2 separate regions of the Homo sapiens genome follow, and region 1 is linked to region 2. Evidence: read pairs that join two places in POLR2A ChIA-PET (ENCODE). Cell type or tissue: OCI-LY7. All regions are shown on one strand. Each heading gives the region's core, and the rest is flanking DNA. Links, peaks and the distances in the headings are about the cores only.

Region 1 (8,346 bases), core at 48-8,047, 71 kb before region 2:
TCTTTATCTTACCATATATTGACCGCAATGTAATTTTGAAGGAGTTTGGAGAATATTTCTTCGAGTTTTACAAAAGGTCAGACTCTGATCATATGCTGATGACCCTAACTAGAAATTTCTACAACTTTATAGAAAACTTGCATGCATTACATATGCATGCATAGTTAGATGCATATATAGTTCCTTAACTGCATTAGTCAGAGTTCTCCGGAGAAAGAGCACCAGTAATATACATATGGATATATATATATACATTTTTATTTATTTATTTTTTTTGTGAGACAGAGTCTCGCTCTGTCACCTAGGCATTGGTTCATGAGAAATTGGTTCATGCAATTATGGAGCCTGAGAAGTCCCACAATCTGCCATCTGTAAATTGGAGACCCAGGAAAGCCAGTGGTACAATTCAGTCAGAAGGACGGAAAACAGGAGAAATAATTATGTAAATCACGTTCTGAGGGCCAAGAAGCTGAAATGAGGTGTCCGAGCTCAGCAGAGCAGGGCAAATTTCTCCTTTCTCCACTTTTTCTTTTATTTAGGCTCTCAATTGATCAGATGATGCCCATATACATGGGAAGAGCAGTCTACTTCAATGAGTCCACTGATTCAAATGCTAATTGCATCTGGAAATACCCTCCCAGATACACTCAAAAACAATGTCTAATCTGGGCACCCCATGGCCAGTCAAGTTGATACATAAAATTAACCATAACACCTGTCTTTGTCATATTTGGGTGATCAGCCAGCCAAGAAATGACATATTTTGAGAGCTTTCAGAGTTGCAGAGTCACTAGAGGGTTAATGGTAATGCAAATACCTTAGCTTTCACATCCTGTCTTTGATAAGAGTTTACGTTTTCAGCAAATAATCTGTGAAGTGGCTAATTTGCTGGGGGATAATGAGAATAGATAGTTACTCTGAAAATTGCTCTTACGCAATTCTACTTACTTTTTAATGGTGTCTCTTTTCTTTGTAAGAAGTGCCATATTTTGGGACAACATGGGGAATTTAATCATTAAGTTAAACAATAAACCCTTTAAACTACCTTAATTTCTTTTTTTTTTTTTAGATGGACTCACTCTGTCACCCAGGCTGTAGTGCAGTGGCACAATATTGGCTCACTGCAGCCTCCGCCTCCCGGGTTCAAGCAATTCTTGTGCCTCAGCCTTCTGAGTAGTTGGGATTACAGGCATAAGCCACCATGCGTGGCTAATTTTTGTATTTTTAGTAGAGATGGGGTCTCGCCAGGCTGGTCTGGAACTCTTGACCTCAGGTAATTCACCCACCTTCGCCTCCCAAAGTGCTGGGATTATAGGCATGAGCCACTGCACCCGGCAAACTACCTTAACTTCTAAGAGAGTCAACAATTCTATTAGTTGAATTATACGTAAGTAAATAAAACCTTGAAACAATGGAAAAACCCTTATACAAAAGGCAAACAATTAGAAAAGACTCAGTACCCTGGGGCCTAAGTAATATAATTAAAAGCAGGATTTTAAAAAATAAGTTTCTTTCTAAAAGCAGAGAAAGCACCAAGGTGATTGCTTTGTTTCCCACAGCTTTCAGACCCTGAGTGCATTGGTAAGGTTTTCCTAATTGCTATATTTCTTATATTTTGTAAAATAAAGAAAACACAGATCATTTATCTTTCTAGTATACAAGAACCATTTTGAAAGGGCCATTTCTCTTGTTTAAATGATAATTATATGTCATAACCTATAGTAAAGGTAGAAAGGAGGCTCACACTCCCAGTGTTTCAGGAGACAATGGAATAAAACTAGTTAAGATGTCATTGTTAAGACATAATAGTAATCAGTTAAGATGAGGTCATACTAAAGTAGGGTAGGCCTCTAATCCAACATGATTGTTGTCCTTACAAAAGGGGGAATTTGGACACGGACAGTCTCATGGGGAGAACACCATGTGAAGATGAAGGCAGAAATCTACAAACCAAGGAGTGTCAAAGACTGCTAGCAAACCACCCAAAGCTCGGAGAGAGGCATGGAACAGATTCTCCCTCACAGCCCCCAGCAAGAACCAACCCTGGCAACCTCTTGATCTCAGACTTGTAGTTCTAGAATTGTGAGATAATAAATTTAGTTTGTGGTACTTTGTTATGTCAGCCTGAACAAAGTAATTATGGTCCTCATTTTATAAGTGAAGATTCTGAGGCTCATAAAGATAAACTTGTCTGACGTCAAGCAGCCAGGACAGAGCTGGGGCTGGACTCAGGTTACTCCAAACATTGTGTTTTAAACCCCTGCATCGTTTTCCAAAACTGATCCAAGGACCTCTTGCATAAAAATCACCCGGGATGCTTATTAAAAATGCAGATTCAGGCCGGGTGCGGTGGCTCTTGCATGTAATCCCAGCGCTTTGGGAGGCCGAGATGGGTGGATCACCTGAAGTCAGTAGTTCGAGACCAGCCTGGTCAACATGGTGAAACCCTGTCTCTACTAAGAATACAAAAATTAGCCCGGCGTGGTGGCACATGCCTGTAATCCCAGCTGCAAGGGAAACTGAAGCAGAAGAATTGCTTGAACCCACGAGGCAGAGGTTGCAGTGGGCCGGGATCACACCACTGCATTCCAGTATGGGCAACAGAGCGAGACTTCATCTCAGGGAAAAAAAAAAAAAAAGAAAAAAAAAGCAGGTTCAGGGATTCAACTCAGACCCGCTGAATATGAAACTGGGGAAAGGTGGCAAGAGACTGAATTCTAAAAAAGAAACAACTCTAAATGAAAACTGTTAACACTCATTTTGCTTCTGAATTAGAGTCCCTCAACCCCCTCACTATGGTCTGCTGAAATTGAGGTGATTCTAGCACTAAATGAGAAATATTTATGTGTTCATCAGTTAGAATTTGGGCAAATTTTTGTCTGGACTTCAAATTTTGCTATTTTTTTCCCCCAGTGATGATAATAAAATATACCGTATCTTATCTCCCATAATCAAATTAAATCTTTTGAAAATGAAAGTTAAAACTTATAAACATTTTAGAAATGCAAGGGAATATTATGAAGTATCTTTATTCAGATCATCTAATTAACAGACTATGGAGGAAGATATTACTTCAATGTAATTCCTACCCATTTCTCTTGAAAAATAAACGCTGAGTTATCAGTGGTTTTATTCTGGAAAGCTTTGCTTTGTTTCTACCACAACTAATGCTCTGCCTGTGTGGTGGGGCAATTCCTAGCATCCTCCTCTCTGTTGAATCATCTTCTTCTCTTACATGATCATGCATTGTACTTCTATGCAAGCTTTGCTCATATTTTCCAAGTGTAAGGAGAACCTGATAATGCAGAGGGCTCATTTTCTTGATTATGTCATTGTTGTTGACTCCTTCAGATGGAGAATAATTAATGGTGTATACATATATATAATTTATATCACCACTATATATATAAATATAATTTATATATAATTTATATCACCATTATATATTTATATAAAATATATAATATATAAAAATATATTATATATAAATATATAAAAATATATTATTTAAATATATAAATATATAAAAATATATTATTTAAATATATAAATATATAACATATATAAAGATTTATATATAAATATGTTAAAATATATTATATATTTATATGTAAATATATAAAATATATGTAAATATATAATATAAAATATATATTTACATATAAATATATCAAAATATATTATATGTTTACATATAAATATATCAAAATATATGTTTACATATAAATATATCAAAATGTATGTTTACCTATAAATACATCAAAATATATGTTTACACATAAATATATCAAAATATATATTTACATATAAATATATCAAAATATATATAATGGTTATATTTATATATAAATATATATAAAGGTGATATAAATTATATATGTATACAATTTTTATACAACTTTTTACAAGTTTTTAAAAATTAGGAATTAACCCACTTCCTCTTAGTAGGGAAGAGTAAGGATGGGCCAATGTATTGCACCATTACTCAATGATGTGAGCTCTGCTGTATTATTGCAGGCGCTGCTGACTGTGAGGTACTATCACATTATTACTTCTGTTCTGTTATAGAACTCAGAGTCCTTCCTTATCAAGATTAATTGAAACATACAGCATGGCTGTATAACTTAATTATTGCTACTGAACAAAGCACCCAAAATGTAGTGGCTTAAAAACAATGACTTATTATTTCTCATGTTTCTAAGGATTGACTTGGCAGGTTCTTCACTGGGTTTGCTTAGGTGCATTCATGCAATGGCCTTCAGCTGGAGGTCCCCGGGGCTTGAACTCCAGGATGGCCTCCCTCACACATCTGGGCAGTTGGTGCTGGCTGAGGTGCCTCAGTTCTCCTTCATGGTCTGGCATCCTTCACTAGGCTAGACCACCTCTCTCACTTGGCTATTCCAGGACAGTTTTCCAAAAGACAAATGTGGAAGCTGCAAAGTCTCTTGAGACTGAGGGGCTGAGACTTGCATCACATCACTTCCAGCACATTCTATTGATTAAAGCAAGTTACAAACCCAGCTCAGATTCAGGAAGGTTGACGAATAGACTCTAATTCTGGATGGGAGAATCAGCAAAGTCACACTGCAAAGGATGCAACGTCAGATGGGTGGAATTTCTGGCTTTTAAACGGTCTACCACAATGATGATACGATAGGTAGCATTATTCTTCACCAAACACCAAAGACCATTGCTAGAGTTGTGTGAAAGATTTACTTGGAACAAACAAATAAAAAGTCCAAATCTCAATAGAATCTAGTTTCAGCAATAACCATTTAAGCTACTTCATAGAGCAAATAAAAGGGGGACTCACAGGTTATTGCTTTTGAAGGATATGTTGTGTAATGCCTGCATATTATCTTTTAACAAGGGTAAAAGAGAAAAGGTGTACTCTCTTATGCAAACTCTTTTTGTATCTAATGTAGATTAAGACAGTCTTATTATGTGGTCCAGGGATGAGCAGCATCAGCATCACCTTACAGATTGTTAGACATAAAATTTTCAGGCTCCATCCAAGACCTACTGAATTACAATCTCTGGTGGTGGGGCCCAGAATCTGTATTTTTAAAAAGTTTCCCAGGTAATTCTTACATGTACTAAAATTTGAGGAGTACTGATTCAGATCAGACACCCCTCCCCATTAGATAAATGTGCAAGATTAGAGATACTTTTCCCAATCTCTTCCTTTCTTCATACATTTAGAGTAAATCCAATAATTGATAAAATTGAATTCATGGTGTAGTCAGTTTTTCAAGAGGTTTGAATTCAAATAAATTATTGGTAATTGTTTTTAATATATTCTTATTTCTACTATATATTTGAGAAACCCATAATCAGAGATGATACAATGTTTGTACTGATTTGGGATCAGGGACATCCCACAGGATTATTCCAACAGGATAGCTTAAAAACAGCCAGGAGTATGAGCTTTATGAACATATGGAGAGCTCTTCCTTTTCAAAGGCAAAATAAATATAACCTGGCAAAGCCCAACCAAATAGCATTATGCTTTTGAAAGGAACTTCATGGCAGGCAGCTGTTTGTATTCATTTTCTAAAGGAAAGGATTTAGGCTTACTCATAAAAATAAACATGGTATTATTATCTAGAGTCTTTGTGTATTTTTTGTAAGTAATGAAGAGTTCACTTATTAGAATAGGAGAGATTCATCACACATCACCAATGACGTTCTTTTTTTTTTTTTTTTTTTTTTTGAGACAGAGTCTCACTCTGTTGCCTAGACTGGAGTGCAGTGGCACGATCTCGGCTCACTGCAACCTCTGCTTCTCAGGTTCAAGCGATTCTCCTGCCTCAGTCTCCCAAGTAGCTGGGATTACAGGCATGCGTCACCATGCCCTGCTAATTTTTGTATTTTTAGTAGAGACAGGGTTTCACCATGTTGGTCAGGCTGGTCTCCAACTCCTGACCTCAGGTGATCCACCCGCCTCGGCCTCCCAAAGTGCTGGGATTACAGGCATGAGCCCATGCGCCCAGCCCTGCCAATGACGTTCTTAGAAAAAATCATTTTTGCAAAGATAGATAATTATAAATAGCTTTAATGGTAATGGTGAATTTTATCAGAAAACTCTTCAAGGATTTTTCGATAATCAAGGTATGAGTATCCCCATTATTAAAATGAGGCAGTTTTCTCAGATTTATACTAAGTTTCCTAGAAATCATTGCAAGTTCCTGTGATGTTCATAGTAAGTTTCATCCCCAAACCTAGCATGATCTCGTAATTTTTCACTATTATCCAAAATTTGTAGGCTACTTTTACTCAAACTTGGAATTGTTGACAATTGTACCAGGTAGTGTACAGTTAATTTCCCTTCAGCAAACTGATAGTGTTTGAAAATAATTTTTGATTGTAACAAAGCAGAGGGCTTTGGTAAATTATAAAACCCTGCCTCAAGATGTTATAGTTTCTCCTATCAAGGGGTGGAGCCCATGTCATCCTCCCTTGATTCTAGTTGGGCCTTGAGACTTGCTTTATGCCAATAAAATATAATGGAAGTGATGTTGTGTGAGTTCTGATGCCTAAACCTCCAGAGGCCTTGACCCTGAATCCTTACGTTCTTGGAACACTGTTCTAAGACTGCTCTGTAGGAAAGTAGTTCTACTCTTTTGGAGAGGGAGAGGCCATAGAAAAAAGTAAAGTGGTGGCCTAGCAAGCAGCCATGCTCGCCACCAGAGATGTGTGTGAGGTCATCTAGGATCTTCTAGCCCAGCCAGCTTTTCAGCCGAGCATACAGCATGAACGGGACCAGGCAAAACCTCAGGAGAACCATACAGCTGTCTCAGCACTGTGAGAAATAATACATGACTGCTATTTTAAGCCACATGCTTTGGGATGGTTTGTTATGCAGCAATAGGTAACTGCCACACTTTTTTTTTTTTTTTTTAAATGTAGTAGGCTGGGAGCAGTGGCTCACACCTGTAATCCCAGCACTTTGGGAGGCAGAGACGGGTGGATCACCTGAGGTCAGGAGTTCGAGACCAGCCTGGCCAACATGGCGAAACCCTGTCTTTACTAAAAATACAAAAAATTAGCTGAGTGTGGTGGCGGGCACCTGTAATCACAGCTACTAGGGAGGCTGAGGCAGGAGAATCACTTGAACCCAGGAGGTGGAGGTTGCAGTGAGCCGAGATCGTGCCACTGCACTCCAGCCTGGGCAACAGAGTGAGACTCTGTCTCAAAATAATAATAATAATAATAAAAAATAAAAAATAAAAAATGTAGGAAAAAACACATATCGTAAAATGTACTGTCTTAACCGTTTTTAAGTGCATATTTCAGTAGTCGTAAGTATATTTACATTATTGTGAAACAGATCTCCAGAACATTTTCTTCCTGGAGAATTAAAACTCTCTACTTGTTAAACAATAACTCCCCTTTGCCTTCTCCTCCTAGCCCCTGGTAACCAACACTCTCCTTTCTATGTCTGTGAATTTGACTACTTTAGATACCTCATAGAGCTGGAATCATAGAGTATGTGTTCTTTTGTGAGTAGCTTATTTCACTTAGCATAGTGTGTTCAAGGTTCATTTGTGTTGTAGCATGTAACAACATGCTTCCTTCCTTTTAAAGACTAAATAATATTCCAAAAAGATGAAAGAACAGGGAAAAGGGCTGGCCCAGCTTTGTGGTCTGATTGTAACTGTATTAATCCGAGATCTCAGCTGGGCCTGCAGTGTCCAAGATGTGCTGCTCTCCTCCTCCAGGGCCCCTTTCCACGTGGTATCTCATGATTCAAGTCTAGCCCAGCCTTCTTTGTAGCATGGTAGATAGCTTCCAAGGAGGAGCTTTCCAAGCGGTCAAGTCCCAGTGTCCAAGCACTTATCAAACTCTGTTTGCATCATGCTTGATAATTTCCCATTGGATAAAGCAAGTCATATCACCAAGGCTTGAGGTGACATGGAAGGGACAAACTACAGAAAGGCATGAACACCATTAGGTAAGGATCCTTGGGGGCTACCAATGTAGCAATGAACTACACCTACTCTGTTCCTTCTTTTTCCACAGCTCTTATCACTTAACAATTTTTATTGAATTTTTAAATTTTTTTGTAGAGACGGGGTCTCACCATGTTGCCCAGCCTGGTCTCAAACTCTTGGCCTCAAGCGATTGTCCTGCCTTGCCCTCCCAAAATGCTGGGATTACAGGCATGAGCCACCATGCCCAGCCCACCTATCGCTTTTTAATGTGCTCTATACTTTACTTCTTTATTTTGTCTGATATCCATTGTCTGACTCATCAATAGAATATAAGTTTCAGGGCTGAGCTCGGTGGCTCACATCTGTAATTTCAATGCCTTGGGAGGCTGAAGTGGAAGGATCACTTGAGGCT
Region 2 (8,346 bases), core at 140-8,139:
ATCTATATGAAAGTTTGCAGAGGGAGAAAGGAGGGGCCCAAGCATGAAGAATTGGGCAGCTTACGCTTGAGACATGACCCCTCTGATGGCTTGTGAGTGTTATTTAAAGGTGGGGGTAAATTTTAGGAAAGTTGAAGTTATAGTAAAAATTGTAAATCAATACATGGAGATTACACATCGATTTGGCCCCAAAAGGTTGGATATCTTAAGGCAGGGGATTATAGGTCATAGGTATATTCAAAGACTTTCTGATTTGCAATTAGTGAAGGAAGAGAATCTCTGTTTAAAAATGTGGGGTTAGCAGAAAAGAATGTTAGCTCTGGCTCATGGGCATGATTTCCTCCAGACCCCTCAGGAAGAACTTTACAATAAAGAACTGCAGAGTTCATTCCTCAGTTTTCCCTTATCTGAGGTCTACATGCCAGCATGTTTATTTGATGGGGATCCAGGTTTCTGAAAACAGCTCAGGCACATAGGTTAAGATGTTGTCTTTAGTTTCTATAGGGAACACCAAACATCCTTTAACTCTAACTTCCTTGGCTATTGTTTTAAGCTACCATTCCTTCTTACTTTTTGAGTTGCTCATTTACTTCTCAGGGCTAGCTAGGTGCCTGGAATTTCCCCTGAAGGAACCAAATATTTTCTTTTATTTTCATCGTATGGGGTGCCCACAGGCCTCTCAGAGGGTCTCTGCTTTGTCTCAAGTCCAAGAACAGGCAAAGACTGATGTCCCAGTTCATGCAGACAGGAAGAAAGCAAAGGACAAATTCCCCCTTCCTTTGCCATTTTTTTCTATTCAGTCCCTCGATTGGATGATGCCCACACACATTTGAGAAGGCCATCTGCTTTACTCAGCCCACCAATTCAAATGCCAATCTCATCTGGAAAAAACCTCAGTGACACATTCAAAAATAATGTTTAATTTGGGAACCCTATGGTGTAGTCAAGTTGGCATATAAAGTTAACTGTTACAGGCTGGGCGTGGTGGCTTACACCTATAATCCCAGCACTTTGGGAGGCTGAGACAGGTGGATCACCTGAGGTCAGGAGTTTGAGACCAGCCTGGTCAATATGGTGAAGCCTCGTCTCTACTAAAAATACAACAATTAGCTGGGTGTGGCGGAACACGCCTGTAGTCCCAGCTACTCAGGAGGCTAAGGCAGGAGAATTGCTTGAATCCAGGAGGTGGAGGATTCAGTGAGCCAAGATCGTGTCATCGCACTCCAACCTGGGCAACAGAGTGAGACTCTGTCTGAAAAAAAAAAAAAGGTTAACTGTTACAACAGGTTTTCCATACAAGGGTTAAGACATTAAGGGTAGTGTTCTCCCCTGGACAAAGATTGGCCACTGACCTTTTGCGTCCGATCTCAGATTTGTTCAAGATCTTGTCATTTACAAGGTCATGCTACCATCACTGCAATCTAATTCCAAAATATTTTCATCGCCCCCAAAAGAAACTCCTTACCCTTCCACAGTCACTCCTCATGCCTGCCCCCACCCAACACCTGCAACCATTAATCTACTTTTATCTCTATGGATTTTCCTGTTTTGATATCTCATATAAGTAGAATCATAAAGCACGTGGTCTTTTGTGTCACTTAGCATAATGTGTGATAAAGCAAATATGGAAACTGTTTATTGTAGAACCTAGGCAGGAGCATATGGGTGGTTCATTCTCAAATTATTTTTGTATATCAAGTTCTACCTTTCTATCAAATGGGAACCATATCAAGTTCATGAAACCCTTCTTGACACCTACATCACCTTGGTCTTTTCCTCCTCCGAATTCTTTTTCTTTTTCTAGAGACAGGGTCTTGCACTGTTGTCCAGGCTGTAGTGCAGTGGCCCCATCATAACTCACTGTAGCCTCAACCTCCTGGGTTTAAGTGACCCTCTTGCTTCAGTTTACCAAGTAGCTAGGACGATAGGGATGCATCACCACCACACCTGGCTAATTAAAATTTTATTTATTTATTTATTTATTAGAGACAAGGTCTCACTATGTTGTCCAGGTTGGTCTCAAACTCCTAGTCTCAAGTGATTCCCACACCTTAGCCTCCCAAAGAGCTGAAATTTACAGGCAGAAGCCATCATGCACAGCCATCCTCTGAATTCTTTTAATAAAAGTATAAGTAATCACAAATTTTAATAGTTGATTATAGACTGTCATGCATTTTCTGGAATCACGTAAATAGCATTTATCTCCTTGACTAAGATACAAACTTCTTAAGAGCAAAGACTAGTCTCATTGCTTTATTTCCTCTCTCCTTATGCCCCTTCCTCATCACTCAGAGAATTCATGAGAGTATTGTTGCCTAGTGATAATGTTTGTTGGTGCAACTAAGCTTCAAGACACAGGTAATAACTGTGACTTCTTCATCATTTTTCTCCCAAATTTTTAATTGGCATTTCAAGGATGGCCTAGCCTTAGAGTACTAGACTAATCTGTTTCCTGGGCAGATTCCAGTTTCCATTCCATAGGCCTGGACATCACTGTTTACAGCTGAATAGAATCATTCATTCAGCTCCTCTCTGTCAATGTCTCTTATAGACACTCTTCTATATAGAACCAGGAGCACAATGGTTATAGACTGTCTGTAAGAAACATTGACAGAGAGGAGCTGAATGAAACGTCTCCAGTGAACCAAAGCCAGCCCATTGAGTTGCTTTTGGGGCACCTGGGAGTGTGGTGCTTTCCTTGACAGTCTTTAGAGATGAGGAGACAGTGTGGAAAGCTGTTCAGACAAAATGATATGCATGCTGGTGGCTTACAGATCCCTTATTCAATAGATAAATATAGGTCAACAATGATAAAATCTTCAGAGGGTAGTTTGCATTAGAACTGCCTTCTGGGACATTGACACTGATCTCACGTTTTGTCAGTGATTGATGACCCAGTGGATACGCAACTATTACATTGTGAGCTACCAATATTGTCCTTGCTGTTAATTTCAGGAACAACGATCTCTAGGATTAGTGAATAGAGGTGATTAATCTATATTGAGAAAATTATTAAAATCTAAAAACTAGATTATTTATCCCAAATATAAGGATGGGTTAAATATTATAAAGTATATTTTCTATTCTCCACATATCTGAATTTTCTTAATTATAGCAATGGAATTTCTCAATTTTTTACACATTATGTTTTTAGAGTAAGTTTGAAACATATTAAATACAAACTTTTTTTTTTTTTTTTTTTTTTTTCCCTGAGATGGAGGCTCGCTCTGTCACCCAGATTGGAGTGCAGTGGTGTGATCACAGCTCACTGCAGCTCCGCCTCCCGGGTTCATGCCATTCTCCTGCCTCGGCCTCCCAAAGTGCTGGGATTACAGGCTTAAGCCACCACGCCCAGCCTAAATACAAACATTTTTACTGTAGTTTTTGGAGTGAGGTGAAATCTAATATAAAAATTTATTAGTTCCAGCTCTAGACAACATTCCATAATTTGTCATTTCAATAAAATCTTTTTAAAGTCTGACTTTGTTTTTGAACTTGCTTACCTATGTTCATGTACATAGAAGATCTCTCCCAGAGGTATACAGAATGTTCAGTTAGCCTCAGCAGGATGAGACATATCTGCTTTCTATTTCGTCTTTGGATTCCACATTCTGACCTGTGAAATAATTACACCAGATTTAAAAAAATTCTAGTAGACTTAACTAAGAAATTCTTTTTAAAAATTATTTTTTATTATGATAAAAAGGATATAACATTAAATTTACCATCTTAACCATTTTAAAGCATGCAATTCAGTAGTGTTAAACATATTTACATTGTTGTGCAAATGATCTCCAGAACTATTTCATCTTGCAAAAGTGAAACTCTATGTTCAATAAACAATAACTCCTCATTTATCCCTCCCCCAGCCCCCAGCAATTACCATGCTTCTTTCTTTTTCTACAAATTTGACTATTTAAAATAACTCATAGGAATGGAACCATACAGTATTTATCTTTTTGTGTCTGACTTATTTCACTTAACATAATGCACTCAAGGTTTATTTAGGTTGTGGCATATGTCAAAATTTCCTTCCTTTTGAAGGCTGAATAATATTCCATACACACACACTCACACACACACACACACCACATTGTAGAATTCTGTTCATCTGTTAATGGACAGGCAAATTTAGGTTGTTTCTATCTCGGCTATTGGGAATGGTGTTGCTATGAAAATGACTGTACAAATAATGTCTCTGTGATCCTGCTTTCAATTCTTTTGGATATATACCCAGAAGTAGAATTGCTGGATTGTATGGTAATTTTCTTTTTACTTTTTGTTGAGCAACTGCCATACTGTTTTTTATAATGGTGAAACCAACCCAATTGTCCCATAGAACTAATATTTTTCATTTCTTTTGAATAAACATAGAAATTGACTCTCTCAGTTTTAAAACTTGAAAAAGTTACATTTGTCTTACCTGAGTACCTTTCTTAAGAAACCAACCATCGGCCGGGTGGGGTGGCTCACGACTGTAATCCCAGTACTTTGGGAGGCCAAGATGGGCAGATCATGAGGTCAGGAGATCAAGACCATTCTGGCTAACATGGTAAAACCCCGTGTTTACTAAAAATACAAAAAATTAGCTGGGCGTGGCGGCAGGCGCCTGTAATCCCAGCTACTCAGGAGGCTGAGACAGGAGAATGGCGTGAACTCCGGAGGCGGAGCTTGCAGTGAGCCGAGATATCACGCCACTGCACTCCAGCCTGGGTGACAGTGCCAGACTCTGTCTCAAAAAAAAAAAAAAAAAAAAAAAAAAAACCAACCATCAGGCCTCCCAGATAGTACCAAGGAACTGAAATTTACCAGATCACTGCATCTGGATAATAAGACACCAGACTCCTCACCCATCATGATTGCCTAATTCATCACCTGCTTCCTGTTGACCAACTTCTCTTGCTTACCCCTCCCTAATTCCTGTTTTCCCACATGTGGTTACATTTCTTCCATGCTGTATAAACCCCTAATTTCAGTTGGTTAGGGAGATGGATTTGAGGCTGATCTCCTTGGCAGCATCACCTGATTAATGCCTTTTTTCTTGGAAACACTCATTGTCTCAGTTATTGGCTTTCTGTGCAGTGAGCAGCAGGACCTAAACCCTGGTGTCTTGGTAACAGTGGCTGCACCATTTTATATTTTCACTAATAGAGCACAAAGATCACAATTTTTCTACATCCTCTCAAACACTTGTCATTTTCTGTGTTTTTTGATAGTAACCATTCTAATGGGTATAAGGTAGAATAAATCACTTTTAAACAGAAAAAACCCATCACTTTCTAGCCAAAGGAATTAAAACTATCTAAGGTACCTAATCCAAATAAGATTCATTTCACATTAAACTTGTGGTCTATCATTCTTACATTGTTCATGGATTTGTTCTTCTTTGGATTTCTGAAATAAGCTATATACTGATTTTATCACCTACCTCAGTATGACTGAGCAGGATTTCTTTATTTATTTACTTACTTACTTTTGAGACATGGTCATGCTCCGTTACCCGGTCTGGAGTGCAGTGGTACAATCATAGCTCACTGCAACCTTGAGCTCCCCGGCTCAAGCAATTCTTCCACCTCAGCCTCCCAAGTAGCTAGGACTACACACACGCGCCACCATACTTGGCTAATTTTTAAAATTTTTAGTAGAGACAAGATCTCGCTATGTTGCCCAGGCTAGTCTCAAACTCCTGGTTTCAAGCAATCCTTCTGTCTTGGCCTCCCAAAGTGCTAGGATTATAGGTGTGAGCCACTGAGCGTGGCTGAATGAGCAGACTTTTTTTTTGTTTTTTTTTGAGCAGAGTCTTGCTCTGTCACCTAGGCTGGAGTGCAGTGGTGTGATCTCAGCTCATCTCAACCTCTGCCTCCCAGGTTCAAGCAGTTCTGTCTCAGCCTCCCATGTAGCTGGGACTACAGGTGTGCGCCACCATGCCTGGCTAATTTTTGTATTTTTAGTAGAGATGGGGTTTCACCATGTTGGCCAGGCTGGTCTCGAACTCCTGGCCTCAGGTGATCCCCCCACCTCGGCCTCCAAAGTGCTGGGATTACAAGTGTGAGCCACTGTGCCCAGCTCCAAATGAGTAGAATTTAAAAGGTAAACTTTGCAATTCTCTTATTTATGGTAAAAAATTTGTCTGTTACAGAAACTATATTCTAAAAATGGGAAAAACTGGCAATGCAAACTCGGTCTGCCCCTGAGAGATGATGTAAATTAAAGTTGGTCATCACCATGGACCTCAGTATTCTCAGTGGTCAAACAGGGGAGTTGGTCTAGATGAGAGGCAGCCAACCTAAATGCCTACGGAACCACAGCAGGCCCTGGAGACAAGTGAAGAGATCTGGTTGTAAAATCACAGTGCTGCAGTGTCCTCATCAAACTGAAGAGTAGGAGTAAGAGCTCCTTCAAATGGTTCATGCCTGTAATCCCAGCACTTTGGGAGGCCGAGAAGGGCAGATCACAAGCTCAAGAGATTGAGACCATTCTGGCCAACATGGTGAAACCCTGTCTCTACTAAAAATATAAAAATTAGCTGGGCTTGGTGGCGTGCACCTGTAGTCCCAGCTACTCGGAAGGCTGAGGCAGGAGAATCGCTTGAACCCATGAAGCAGAGGTTGCAGTGAGCCCAGATCGCACCAGCCTGGTGACAGAGCTAGAATCCGTCTAAAAAAAAAAAAAAATGGAGGAGGGTGGTAGCATTCACCTCCCACTTAACATGCTGTGAGGGAATATAGACTTTTTTTAAAAAAAATTTTATTATTATACTTTAAGTTTTAGGGTACATGTGCACAATGTGCAGGTTTGTTACATATGTATACATGTGCCATGTTGGTGTGCTGCACCCATTAACTCGTCATTTAGCCTTAGGTATATCTCCTAATGTTATCCCTCCCTCTTCCCCCCACCCCACAACAGTCCCCGGTGTGTGATGTTCCCCTTCCTGTGTCCATGTGTTCTCATTGTTCAATCCCCACCTGTGAGTGAGAACATGCGGTGTTTGGTTTTTTGTCCTTGCAATAGTTTGCTGAGAATGATGGTTTCCAGTTTCATCCATGTCCCTACAAAGGACATGAACTCATCATTTTTTTATGGATGCATAGTATTCCATGGTGTATATGTGCCACATTTTCTTAATCCAGTCTATCGTTGTTGGACATTTGGGTTGGTTCCAAGTCTTTGCTATTGTGAATAGTGCCGCAGTAAACATACATGTGCATGTGTCTTTATAGCAGCATGATTTATAATCCTTTGGGTATATACCCAGTAATGGGATGGCTGGGTCAAATGGTATTTCTAGTTCGAGATCCCTGAGGAATCGCCACACTGACTTCCACAATGGTTGAACTAGTTTACACTCCCACCAACAGTGTAAAAGTGTTCCTATTTCTCCACATCCTCTCCAGCACCTGTTGTTTCCTGACTTTTTAATGATCGCCATTCTAACTGGTGTGAGATGGTATCTCATTGTGGTTTTGATTTGCATTTCTCTGATGGCCGGTGATGATGAGCATTTTTTCATGTGGAATATAGACTTTTGCCTATAATGTGTTGCACCAGATCTTCAAACTCATTAAAAAAGTTGAAAAATTTAAAATATGGCAAAAATATTAATTAACATAAAAACACTCCTGTACAGGGCAAATAAAACAACCTTTTGAGGGTGAAATGTGGTCCATTGTCTGGTGGTTTGCAATACCTGGGCTAGATGATTTCTAAGGTCCTTTGAGTTCTAAAATTCTTTGATTTCTGGATTCTAAGAACAGATTAAAAATAACAGCAATAGTCAGGGGCTGTGATTCTATTTTTTATCTTGGATCATTCAAAACTATAGGCTGCTGTCTTGATTTCACTAGTATGGATCAAAATGACTCAATTGTTTGATATATAGACATTATCTCCTTAAGCACTATATTTATCTTCAGTGAATTGTACTAAGAAAGATTTATGTGACAATTCATATCACATTGGAAAATGATACATGGCTCTCTCTAGCAAAAACTGCTGTCTTTTATTTGATTCCTGAGCTCTGTTTTGAATTTTGGCAAAATTGAAGAGACAAAAAAAATCAGTTTATGTCTCAATTAATTTCACAAACTGAATGACAGATGAGATTTCTCTTTTCACTCCAGATTCCCCTGTCCCTACAGAATTGTTGGAGAATATTTGTGGTTGTCAGAATGTTTTTATTTTAATGAGAATGGAGTCGTGATTGACATTTGCTCCCTGGCCAGCATCCTTCTTCTTTTGTTTCTTTCTTCTTTTATTAACAGATGCTGATTTTCCAATAGGGAATTATTCCTGCCACACCCATAGCCTACAACAGAGGTTCTCAAATGGGTGGTCCCTAGAACA

The links. ChIA-PET counts read pairs that join two places held together with the same protein. Peaks named below come from ENCODE experiments on the same cell type or tissue, not always from the same donor. Only the 100,000 strongest peaks of a DNase experiment are listed, where the experiment ranks them.
Region 1: POLR2A ChIA-PET joins it to region 2 with 12 read pairs; 3 of 35 experiments call an interaction of 5 or more read pairs at or near these places.

Annotation. Positions count from the first base shown.
Region 1 is chr2:224,666,422-224,674,767 of GRCh38, forward strand. No RefSeq gene overlaps it. Among named protein-coding and RNA genes, the nearest start is that of CCDC195, 46 kb to the right of the region's middle. In OCI-LY7, for the core only: no CTCF peak of the experiment used is centred there; a DNase peak (open chromatin) is centred at 740; H3K4me3 peaks cover 1,987 bases; H3K27ac peaks cover 3,334 bases.
Region 2 is chr2:224,737,792-224,746,137 of GRCh38, forward strand. LOC105373911 (a long non-coding RNA gene) reads right to left here and starts at 4,651. Exons shown (of 3, transcript XR_923957.2): 1 at 4,424-4,651; 2 at 3,504-3,616; 3 at 901-1,252. In OCI-LY7, for the core only: no CTCF peak of the experiment used is centred there; DNase peaks (open chromatin) are centred at 4,830 and 5,510; H3K4me3 peaks cover 2,461 bases; H3K27ac peaks cover 3,400 bases.